Linked DNA regions of Homo sapiens: regions 1 and 2 are each linked to region 3. The links are chromatin contacts, found by Hi-C or POLR2A ChIA-PET in ENCODE. All regions are on one chromosome and are shown on one strand. The core of a region is the stretch at or near the end of the contact, and the rest is flanking DNA. Distances in the headings are between cores, read along the strand shown. Region 1 holds the start of ELF5 (E74 like ETS transcription factor 5). Region 2 has its middle 16 kb from the start of LINC02707. Region 3 overlaps CD44 (CD44 molecule (IN blood group)).

Evidence for each region. Hi-C counts contacts between places; a loop is a spot of excess contacts on that map. ChIA-PET counts read pairs that join two places held with the same protein, here RNA polymerase II (POLR2A).
Region 1: a loop to region 3 is called in a map with no recorded cell type, with 5 times the contacts of the local background. The contact joins the promoter of ELF5 here to the enhancer-like site in region 3. A Hi-C loop is called at or near these places in 1 of 37 single-sample maps with no recorded cell type. POLR2A ChIA-PET finds 5 or more read pairs at or near these places in 2 of 52 experiments (PC-3 and activated T-cell).
Region 2: a map with no recorded cell type shows a loop between it and region 3 (2.4-fold over the local background). The contact joins two enhancer-like sites. A Hi-C loop is called at or near these places in 1 of 37 single-sample maps with no recorded cell type.

Annotation. Positions count from the first base shown.
Region 1 is chr11:34,512,249-34,516,283 of GRCh38, forward strand. ELF5 (E74 like ETS transcription factor 5) reads right to left here and starts at 1,546. Exons shown (of 7, transcript NM_001422.4): 1 at 1,429-1,546.
Region 2 is chr11:34,585,309-34,589,141 of GRCh38, forward strand. No RefSeq gene overlaps it. Among named protein-coding and RNA genes, the nearest start is that of LINC02707, 16 kb to the left of the region's middle. Within about 2 kb of position 1,688, at least 5 of the 41 ENCODE cell types and tissues checked have a DNase peak (open chromatin) inside an H3K27ac peak, as active enhancers do.
Region 3 is chr11:35,176,606-35,180,692 of GRCh38, forward strand. It overlaps CD44 (CD44 molecule (IN blood group)), which reads left to right. Exons shown (of 18, transcript NM_000610.4): 2 at 1-135; 3 at 3,669-3,802. Among named protein-coding and RNA genes, the nearest start is that of SNORD164, 16 kb to the left of the region's middle. Within about 2 kb of position 2,457, at least 8 of the 41 ENCODE cell types and tissues checked have a DNase peak (open chromatin) inside an H3K27ac peak, as active enhancers do; they include PC-3, where a contact is called at or near this core.

The DNA.
Region 1 (4,035 bases), core at 296-2,795, 670 kb before region 3:
GAACCAATTTGCTGACCTCTTGTCAAGTGATTCCTCATTTTTCTTTAGCTCGCTTAGGGAGTTTGCGTGTTTGTTTGTTTGTAGCTGTTTTTCTGAAGGTGCAGCGAAGATCCAAAAAGGTATGCCATGTAGTTTGCTGTAGGCTTCGATGCAAAGCTTACCAGTTTTGGATTACATATATCAGGGGTTAAATCCTACCTCTGCTGCTGCGAACGTGGGGCACATTTCTTACTACCCAGACTGCTGAAATTCTTAAGCTTTTTTTCATATAGATGTGGTATATAAATATTCATGCCCCTCTTCGAACTACGGTTTCCTCATCTCTAAAATGGGGATTTTTTTTTTTTTAAATCATGCAATCCGATATATGCAAAGGACGGGGCATAATACATATATTCAATCCTGTTTTAGAGGGAAAAATCAGCCATCAACAATGTATCTAAAAATTTGCCACTCTGGTGACTTCTGAAAAAGGGAGATGACCAAACTGAAAACTCCGGCCCGAGAATACCTTAGATTATGAAAAACAGTATTGCAGAGAACACGAAGACAACAGAATCAAGCGTTCACTCGGATGGGCAAACCACCCCTTTCCCTGGGTCTCTGGACTAGACTGAACCACAGAGCTGCCTCCCTAAGTCATCTAGCCTTTCTGGCCTCAGTTTCCTCATCTGTAACATGAAGCGATTGCACCTAGTGATGTCTGACACACTTTCGGGCGTACAAAAGGCATCCACACGCAGGCCCGGCTTCAGCCTGAGGAGGGAGCTTGTGCTACCTGTCGCTGTCAGCAGGGGGCAACCCCACAGAAACCCCACACACTGCAGAGTCTGACAAGGCCTGAGAACACAGTGGAAAAACGCTAACCATTGCTTTTCTGGAAGCATTCTCTTCTGGGGAGATGTCAGAGGGCAAATGGGTTTCTTTTAAAACTGTTTTGTACAAATTCCTGAAAATGCCCCAAACTATAATAAGGGAGTTCTCTGTATCGAGGGGGTGGGGGACAGTGGGCAGGCCGGTGGGGAAAGGAATTCAGTCAGGGGAGAAGGGTAGGTGGGGGGCTTTCCTTGAAGCTGAATATTTTTCTGAGTAAAATCCAGCTTCCCTTCCTAAAGAAGCTTTAGGGAGGATAGAGAACTGAGCGCCTGGGCGCGTTCTCTTAATTCCCCTTGGTTCAGCTAAGGGATCCAGAGGGAGTGGTGGCTGTGAGGAGGGCTGGTGGCCACACGGCCTGCGGAGGCAAGCAGGTCTCTCTGAGGCAAGCCGTCACATCCGTGTCAAACAGCTCCCGGAGGCCCTGGGACTGCACCCAGCGCAGGTGCCGGCCCTGGAGCTGGAGATGGACGAGCAGACCCAGGCCCCAGGCCGAGCCTCTGAGCCCTGACACCCCTTACGATTCATCCAAAAAAGCAAAGAAAAGGCGCTTACGTGAGGGCAGCGGTGGCTAGGTCCAAAGAGGAGGCTTTCAAGGCAAGAGAAGGCAGGCGCTCCCAGCACCAGCGTGCAGTGGAAATAAAGACACCTGTAGCCTTGTGATATAAGTGACACCTACAGACAGGTCCGTTTGGTTTTTCAGGTTTACGCACAGCCCCTTTGATGACGGTGACATACAGTGTGACACGGCTCCTTGGAGGGGGGGAAATGGTTCTCATATGCAGAAAGTTTACCTTTATCCTGCTTTTGTGCGCAGCTCACCCCTGCCCTGCAACCCCCCACTCCCAGCCCAGGGGACTCAGTAAACAAGCAGAAAATTCTTGTCCCTGGGAGCTGTGCGGGGATCGTGCGTTTGGTGAGGAATTTTCCTCTGTGCAAGCTGGAGGGGAAACACAGAGATTCCACCCTGGTGCCGGTCTGCGCTGCCTCTCTCCCAGGCTGGCTGAGCCCAGTGCTTTTGTAAGATCATGTCTTTCTCCGTTTTTCCCATGTGGTGAGAAGGAAGAGCATTATAGGCCCAGTGTTAAGACCTCAGGTTTTGCAGCTAGTTGCCTTTAGATTCAAATTCAGTGTCCATCATTTCCTAGCTGTGCTACCTAGAAAAATGTAGCTAACATCTCTGGGCTTCATGAGTGTAATGTAAGTGATGGGGCCTCTCCTCATGTGGATGCCAGCTCTCAGGTGTCTCGCTGAGAACTGCCCGCTTTTTAGTACTTCTTCGTGACAACAGAAACTCTGCCTAATTTAGGCTGCAAAGCACAGTGTCCCAGGTCATCTATGAGACAGGTATTTATAACCCTGTGCCTTTTTGCATTCTGCTTCTAGCCATCTTGGGCAGCCGAGATGTTGTATTCAAATGGCAGACTCCAAGCTTTAAAGCGAAAGCAAGGACTGGTTTGTTATGTTTTCTTGGGATCACCGGGCATGGTTACAAACACACAAATACAAATACGCATATAGTCTGCAGAAACAAAAGGCAGTTCGTGAGAGGATTCGGGGTGTCATCATGGAAAAATTGTTGAAGGAAGATAGGTGACTGCCTAGACCCCTATCTTGGCTGGGTAACCTGGACTTCTCTGGGCTTCATTTTTCCCCAGTGGCAAAAGGAGGAAGTGGGATTGAAATAGTGATTTTTTTCAAACTGTGACTTGAGGAACCCCAGGGGCTCCCTGGAGCCCTTACAAGGACTTTTGCGGGTGAGAGGATGGGAGTGGAGTAGAGTGGGTTAGGCTCTAGACCACCCCGTTCCTTCCTGACTCAATAAGAGCATCTCAGCTTTTATATAAATCTTCCGGGTAAGATTTCATTTGAACAAAAGAATCTGCCCTTAGAAAGGGTTTGCAAGTAACTGGATTACATGGTCTTTGGGCCTCTTTCAAGCTTTAAAATTCTGTACTTCTCTTCCTCTTTGGTTTCTAGGGGACTGTGCACTGTGATAGTCCCACACACTGTGTTTTCCATTGTTGGGCACTGGCCTATCTTGTCATTGATTTCTGAAATGTTACCAGTGTTTCTTTCTGAACATATACATTCTTCTCAGTGGAGAGGTTTTTAGGGAAAACATGTTATTCTGATACTGTTTTTAGAAAGAGTCTTTTGGGCTGGGCGCAGTGGCTCATGCCTGTAATCCCAGCACTTTGGGAGGCCGAGGCAAGCAGATCATGAGGTCAGGAGTTCAAGACCAGCCTGGCCAACCTGGTGAAACCCCATCTCTATTAAAAATACAAAAATTAGCTGGGCGTGGTGGTGCACATCTGTAATCCCAGCTACTCAGGAGGCTGAGGCAGGAGAATCGCTTGAACCCAGGAGGCGGAGGTTGCAGTGAGCCGAGATAACGCCATTGCGCTCCAGCCGAGGCAACAGAGTGAGACTCCATCTCAAAAAAAAAAAAGAGTCTTTTGGAGAAATTATATTTTTTCTATACTCTTTTGGCTCAATTTTTTCCCCAGGGGCTGTGGCTGCCCAACTGACTCAATTATTTGAGTATAAAAGTCTTCTGACAATGGATGTACAAGACCATGAACTCTGTTTGTCTCACGGTCCCAAATGAATAATATAGCATTTCTGGGTGCCCGTGTGTGAAATTGCAGGCTTCTGGATCAGTGGATAAAAGGGATGATTAAGATAAACCCAAAATAAAAGAAGAATTTGACTCTAATTAAGTGTAACTATCACTTTAAACTTAAATTTGATTGGAATGGAGATCTTGGATGATATTGAACATGAAGCATCTAAGAACTTCATTATGAGTGTTGAATGACAACAAGAATGGGGACTGGGGATGGAAGAGGAAGGTAAAAGGACTAGGGTGGAGGGAGGGGGCAGAAGAAGGAATGAGACATTTTAGAACTCCCAGCCTATCCTGCTTCTGGTGTCCTGGCTATACAGCAATATTAAGTAACACCAATTGGGCTTATAATTGTAACGTAGTGGCTAAGAAAACAGATTCTGGAAGGAGACTTCCCAAGTTTGAATCTCTGATCTGCCATTTGCTGTCTGGGTGAGTCTGGGAAGCCTATTGAACATCTCTGCATCCCAGTTGCCTCATCTGTAAAATGGGAAAAAAGGAATACATTTCCTGTAGGGTTGTTGTGTGAATTA
Region 2 (3,833 bases), core at 438-2,937, 590 kb before region 3:
TTTGGTACGTCCTACAGTCAAGCAAATAACAATTGGATAGGGTAGCTGCAGGAAGACTGGGTGTCTCTACAGTGGTCAAGTTGGAAGAACAAAGAATGAGTGATTGATCTTTTGCTACTCCCCAAGGGGAGAAGCCACTGATAGCTTCCTTGGAAGCACTTTGTATCTCACCTGCCCCAGAGTAGATTAAATATTAAGTTTCCTCCCTTCTTTCAAGTCCTAGTGCTGCCATTGATAGTGCTGTGACTTCAGGAAAGTTGCTTAACTTTTCCAAACCTCTATTTCCTCATTACTAATGAGTAATAATTCCCACCATAGGGTGTTTATAAAGATTAAATAATTTTAAATATGTTGAAGCATGTAGTGAACTGCAAAGCAATATGCAAATATAAGAGGTGGAAATGACTATGCCTATAATTACGTGGCTCAATTTACACAATAATAGATTTTCACACTTTGCATAAATAATGAGGGTTTTTATACTCAAGTCACTGAACTTACTATCTTCAGGATCCAAAATCCCCAAACAGAAGGCATCCCCTACTGTTAGCTCAAATAGCTCTTGCTGGTTTAGAGAGTTAATGCAAGCCCCACTGCCTCCTGAGCTGGAAACATGAAACAGAAGTTTCAGTTCCCTAATCAATCCATTCTTTCTTCCTCTGGCTTCTGATAGGCCTCCTCCTTATCTTTGTAAACCCTGTAGCTGGTTGCTAGTTGAAAGTGCCTCTGATCTCCCTCTTCTGCCTCCCATGATGTTGATAAAAAGCACGAGGGCACATGCAGGATGAAAACGATCGTGGTCCTGCCAGCCTGAATTATTAAAGCATTTCAGTCCTAAGTATGAGGTGTGTATATGTTGGGGTGTGGAGTGAGTTGTGGAGATGAGAGACAGCTGAATTACATAAAGTTGAGAAGATCTGAGTTCTAGTCTTGAAATTCACAAGCCATCTCTATACAATAGTTCCGTTACTCAGTAAAGTAAAAGCATTGGATCTAAGCTTTAAGGACCCTTCTAGTTCTTTCTGATTGGAATTGTGTGACTTCATCTTTTGTGGGTTAGAAACTCATCACTCTGTCCAGTTATTTCTATATTATGCCACCAGATGGCAATGTTTCCTTAACCCCAAAGAAAGTTTTCATTCTGGTAAAAAGTCAAGTTTTGTTGCCAACTTTTCCCCCTCTGAACGTGCAAAAGAATGATTTTCCGAAGCTGTGGAGGAAAGAAAGAACTCTCCTTCTGAACATCTCAGGTGGTTTATGCTGGAAACAGACAGGACCCTGTTTAGAGAAGATCTCTCTTTTCTTCGTGGACTGGGAACTCCAGTTGGAATGATGTCTCCTGTGATTGCGTATGGTGGGAGGTGGGAGATGTTGGAATTGGCGTGTCCTCAGGAGGCTTGGGGGTGGGGGAGATGTGCCCTAGCTGGTGGGCCTGCATGAGCCCTGCAAAACTCTGACTTATAGAGGGGCATCAGATGCCAAGTTTTACCAGACCATGCAGAACTAGGAATTGCCAGATGCACTCATAGGGCAGCTAAAATGGTCCTGGCAGAATCAGACTCTTTCGCTCATAAAGGTCAGAGACGCAAGAAAGCGACATAAAGTCCAGCCCTTTTCTTGTGCAGATGGGGAAATTGAGGCCTAGAGCAGGTCAGCTGTCCTGATTCTATCTCCTTGCCAAGTTACTTTGTATTTAAACATTTCAAGTAGACTTTTCAATCATCTCATCTTGCTGTGTTCAGCTAGCGCACCTTGTTAAGCCTGTTGGCCTCCGGGCCTGCCAAGCCCCTGCATCTATACACACCAGGGCATGCTGCATGCGCTCAGTGAGACTTCAACAGCTGACTGATTCGTTCAAACCTATCAAACAGCAGACTTAGCTAGTTGGGGAGAAAAGTCATTTAAAGTAATTGCTTATTAATCTGCAAAACAAGTCTCATAGCAGGTTTTTATTTTATTTTATTTTTTTTTTTGCTTTTAACAACGATATAATAACAACAAACATTTGTTTAGTGTTTCCTGTGGACCAGGCTCTGTGTTAAGCACTTAACATCACTATATCATGCACTTTTGCTAATAAAGCTGTGAAATAGTTATTACTATTTCTGCTTTACAGCTGCAACAGAGACTCAGAGAGGTTAGGTAACTTGCCCCAGGTCACAGAGCTGGAAGGAGCAGAGCCAATATTCACACCCTGATTTGCGTAATTCCAGATTTGATCTTCTAGCTTCTATGCTGTGCTGCCTCTTCATGACAGTTTTTCTCATGTACAGGATCTGATGCAGAAACTTATCGGAGTTTCTTACCGGAGCACCAGTCACCTCTCATCATTTTCCTGTTTTGACGTGAAGGCTCAGTGATAGTGAGCAGGCTCAGGGTCTACAGAGTTGGTGATATCAGCATCACACAGGACATTCAGAATGTTGACTCCAGGGATGTTGAGAGATACTCCTGCACAAAGCTGCCAGCACCCGTGTCCAAGAAACACTCAGAATCTAGGTCTCCTTGTATATTTTCCCCACTACCTGCAAAGGTAAAGAGGAACAGGCAGTGCTGGGACCGAGGGAGCGACAGTCCTAATGGAAGCTAGTGTGTTGAGAGTCTCCTCTGTGTCATGCTCTGAGCGACATGTTTTATATGCACGATCTCATTTAGACCTTGTGACAGCATGTTGTAGCAAGGACCCCATCATCACAGGGGGCAAATGTCTGCAGTGCAGAAAGTCGTCCTGAAGAAATGGATGTCAGATAAAAACAGTCTTCATAAATCAATGATCCTGTTTTACCTCAAAAGTGCATGAAATGGAAATGGAAATATCTTGTGAAGATGTAGACAAATGACGGTCATTGCCCAGAGCAGTAGTTACTGTCAGAAAAAGAGATAAGGATTTCCAGTCTGACAGACTGGATTCCTGGCTCAACACCACCCCCTTCTAACCATGTGACCTTGGGCAAATTACCTAACCTTTTCTGAGTCTCAATTTCCTCATCTTCCAAAAGGGGATAATATCATATATGTTCCAAGATTGCTGTGAGTATTAAATGAGATGATGTATGTAAAGTACCTGGCCAGCAGTCTCTGGCACATAGTAAGTATTCAATAAAGACTAATGGTGGAGATGAGTATAGGGGCTACTAATGCCCATCCTTACTCCAGAGACTTCTTTCTGACCATCATGAGGCACTTTTGAATATCTAAACCCATTTAAAGCCCACTTTTCTCTATGGCTGGCCATTTCTGCCTATTGACAGCTAATTTGCCTCATCCTACAGGACACCTTCCATGTTTCCCCAGACTCCAGAAATCAGGTATTAAATTATCAGGGCTTCAGGAGCCATGGTCTATGATGAGTTTACTACCTGTGCCCAATAAATGTTTAAGAAATAAATAAGAGCCAATATAACTATAAAGACCAAGAGCCAAAATAAGTCTCTTTGCTTGCGCTTTAGATCTTAAGAGTCCTTTATATTCAAGCTGCTCAGAGTCAAACGTGTGCCTAATAAACATTCTACAAAGGTCCTGGCGTGGTGTGACCAAAGGAAGAGAGAGGGCTCCAGTGTCTGTCACTGGGAGACCAGATGGACAGCCACGTGGGGCAGGGCCACTGGTGCCACATGTCCAGGTCTGTTAAGCCCTATGAAAGACACTTGAGTCAAAATGTATTTCTATCTAAGAAAGAAGACTATAAATGGAAAAGGGAGAGGGGAGAAGACCTCTCAAGGGCATCTCCCTCTAGAAGTAGAGATTGTGAATCTGCAGCAGAAAGGTTTTAAACAAGGGATAGCAGAATGCCTGGATGGTGTTCTAGTGCCTGAATGGAAAAAGGCCACAAT
Region 3 (4,087 bases), core at 1,207-3,706:
ATTCCACGTGGAGAAAAATGGTCGCTACAGCATCTCTCGGACGGAGGCCGCTGACCTCTGCAAGGCTTTCAATAGCACCTTGCCCACAATGGCCCAGATGGAGAAAGCTCTGAGCATCGGATTTGAGACCTGCAGGTAAGAGACCAGCACCCGACCACTGGGGAAAGCTGGCGGCCTGGGACCAGGCAGCTGGGCTTAGAACTGGAAGGCTCCTTTCCCACAGCTGAATGGATTATTGCCTAAGGAGTCAACCCCACGTATTAATTTGGCCAAGTCAATCTGCAACCTGTATGACAACTGGAGTTTAAAGTCAGCTAAAGACACCTTTGTGAATCATAGAGCGGGAACCCAGAGGAAGCCATTAGGGGTCCTCTCGGCTGGAATCCTCTTGTCTAACCTGCTTCCACAGAGCTCTCCTGGCTTTGAAGAAGCTGCAGTATCATTGTCAGAACCACAAGAAAACATAAACCAAATAACAGTGTTTGAAATAAATATGTGGCTGTTAGAGTCTTGGCCCTGCAGACTTGGATCAAAGCAGACTTTTCAAACTACTCTCTCTTACTCTCTCTTAAAAAAAATTTTTTTTGGTTTCTCTTCTATGTTTCTCTGGTTTGAAAAAGTAAATAAAAAGGCATGAAAGTTATTAAGCTATATTATATTAAGATATATTATTTTTGGGAGCCCTGAGAGGGCTCCTACCAGTTATTCTAGAGCTGCATAGAGCCTTCCTCAAACTATGGCTCCAAGCAAGATAATCACAACAAGCAAGGACTTTATTTTTTGAATTTCCAATGGCCTTGCGGTAAGCGGTGCACAAGAAGAGCAAGCCACGGTGGCAATCACAGTGAATTGTTGTGGTTCGATTTGTTTTCACTAGAAGAGGACTGAGTAACCTCTGCAACTGCTCTGAAGTTTCTACCCCAGCCTGTAGCTGTGCTTTTGCAGTGTCTTTAGGTAATATGATTCCCCTTTCTCTGCAACACACACTCACATGCACACAGACTGCTTTTGAAAAGTCAAGCTGCAGAACTCTACGGAAACCATGAAGTGTAAGTTAAGTGCTTCTATCCTCCAACACTGGGTACAGTCATGCACCCACATTATGAGTGATGGCTGAGACTCTTGCTGAAAGGGAAAAGGAAAGTCTTTTGCCTAAAATTGCCCTGTCTGATATGGTAGCCACTAACCACATGTGGTGACTTACACTTAAACTAATTAAAATACTAAAATTAAAACTTTAGTTCTTCACTAGCACTAACTACATTTTAAGTGCTCGGTTAGTCACCGATGGCCAGTGGCTACTGTACTGGATGACCCAGGTTAGAGAACATTTCCATCATTGCAGAAAGTTCTATTGAGGAGCACTGCTCTAAAATAAAGAGCAGATGTACATAGACATCTGTATGTGTTCAGAGCTAGGTCTGGGGGAATATGAAAGGAGCAGAGAGAGGGAGAAAGCTCTGGTGGCTACTGAACTTGCACTGTAGGATGCAATGAAAAAAGGCCATTTAGCAAATCCATTATTCTATTCCCAAGGCTAATTGTTTAATTATGGCCCTGACTAGGCCACTGGCCTAAGAAAGTGAATTTAGTAAGCTGAACTTTGATTGTGAAATACAAACAAGGCATACTTGCAAAATATAGATATGCTGCCATGTGCTGAGGACCAGGGGAGTTCTTACAACTGCCACTGGCCAATCATCAAGCACTTAGATGCTGGGAGCCCTACTGCCCACCTGGCCAAACCCCTCACTTAATCCTCAAACTGCAGTATTGGTCAATATTATCACCTCATTTTATGGATGAAGCAGCCGAGGCTTAGCGAATTTGCACACACAGCCTGCCTATGGAGGAGTTAGGATTCTGGTTCTGCTTAGCCTCAGCCCAGGACAGGATTTTAATGACCAAGTCCTCCTCAGGGGCTTAAAAGGGGAGGAAAGTATGCTTCCTGGATTTGCTGAATATTCTTTCCTCCTTGTGAACAGTAACTTACTCATGCCACATACACACATATAAACTTTAATATCCCCAATTTACAGTTAGCATGACCCATAAAACCGGTAGGCAACATGAGGTGGCAAAAACTCAGTAATAGCTTACAAAGAGAATGCAATAGATTCTAGAATGTTGGTGTTATCCATACTTGATGACATGATGTGATGGGGGTGAGTTGGTGGGTAGGTTCACCAAGAAGTATTATTTAGAAAAACTGTGCCAAAGAAATCTATCATTTCACCCATAACTGGTATTAAGTATTGCAAAACTCATTTCCATAATTTCTCTCAGGTAGCTATGAATCAGCTTTCTGCCACAGGACAGATGGCAGAGTCTCATGGGTTAGGATAAAACCTTAGCAGCTACTCTCTTTTGTCTGCCCCACCCTGATTGGTAGCAACTCTTAGATATATGAAAACTTATTACCATTTAATTGTGCCCACACCCCCTGCCAAGCTAAGGAGGCTTTGGGGAAACCAGTTTGTCTGTTCAGATGAGAAATTAGTCATGCGAGCTACAATTGCCACATAGGTAGGAGTTCTGTGTGCTTGGAAACTTCAGACTCACAGACATTTCCATGGGTCGTGCAGGGTGATGCACTCCATGCTGTTGCCCCTGGCAGGAAAGATGAAAAGCATCAATGTGCATTTTAGCCAGAATTGCATTTTGAAAAACCTGCTGGATTTAGCTTCCTCCTCTCTGCCCTCCTGCTGCACCACAGCTTCCCTTGCACATGGCATTTTCTCAGCCCACATCTCATTTTTTGAGGCATTTTATATTCAAAAAAAATTGTGTTTTTAGCACAATTAAAAAATAAGCAAGTTTTTAGCCACCAGGATGCTGCTAGAAGAGGCTGGGCTGTGTATGTTGTATCTGTATGTCGTATCCAGCTGTAACACACTCCCAGAGATACCTTGGTGGGGAGAGAGGGGCTATGCATTTCTCTGGCTGTGCTACTTCTGGAAAGTTCCTGAGCTACATGAGCCGTTGCTATCTGCTTACTTAATTGCTATGACTCCCATTGTAATGATGGTTAATTTATTCCCACTGGCAATAGAATTATGCCTGCAATGCTCAGGAGGCAGTGTGCTGTGCTGTGTACTTGGCATATAAACAAGGCTTCATGTTTAGGGCAATGGAGTATGGAGTAAGGGGACTCACAGGAAAAGTTGTGGCTGAGAAAGAAGTGGGGGAATGGGACATGAGGCAGGTCTGGAATGTGTGCACTGAAATAAAGAAGCACCCCTTCCTATCTATGGAAGCTGGCCATTTTGTGTATTTTCTGGAAAACATGAAGGTATTCCAGAGCCAGCATGAATCTTACATCAAAACTTCTCTCTTCTGTGACTCAGGCTTCCTTCTGTTTGTTCAAATAGACTCAACACTGCTGAACACAAATTTTAACTGAAACTAATTATTCCTTTCATGATTTTTTTTTAAAGCTCTTTATAGGTCTCTAAATAAAATCACTTTGTTTCTATCAGTCTTGTTGATCTCTTTCCCTCTCTATGCTGTTATTTTTGGATTTCAAATAACTCGGTTGTTGAAACCTCCGATATCCCTAGGGGTGAACTGAATGAAGTGTTGCACGGCATTAAATGTCATTGAATGGGATATTATGAAATTCCCATCTTAGCCATTTAGGTCAATATCCTGTTGTTTTTCTCTTACAGGTATGGGTTCATAGAAGGGCACGTGGTGATTCCCCGGATCCACCCCAACTCCATCTGTGCAGCAAACAACACAGGGGTGTACATCCTCACATCCAACACCTCCCAGTATGACACATATTGCTTCAATGCTTCAGGTTGGTTCTCAGGGGGGTGTCTGTTGGCGTGAAAGGCTGTGGGAGCCTGGTCTTTGGAGCTCAGCTTAAGTGGGGATTCATGTAGCCTCCATTTACATAACAAATGCTCACTGAATATCTGTACAGCAGAGCCAACATTCCTGTCTCCATGGAGCTTACATGCTAAATTGGGGAGGCAAACAATAAACAAATAAATATTAAATACCATTCAGGACTGTCCAATCTTTTGGCTTCCCTAGGTCACATTGGGAGAAGAATTGTCTTGGGCCCCACATAAATTACACT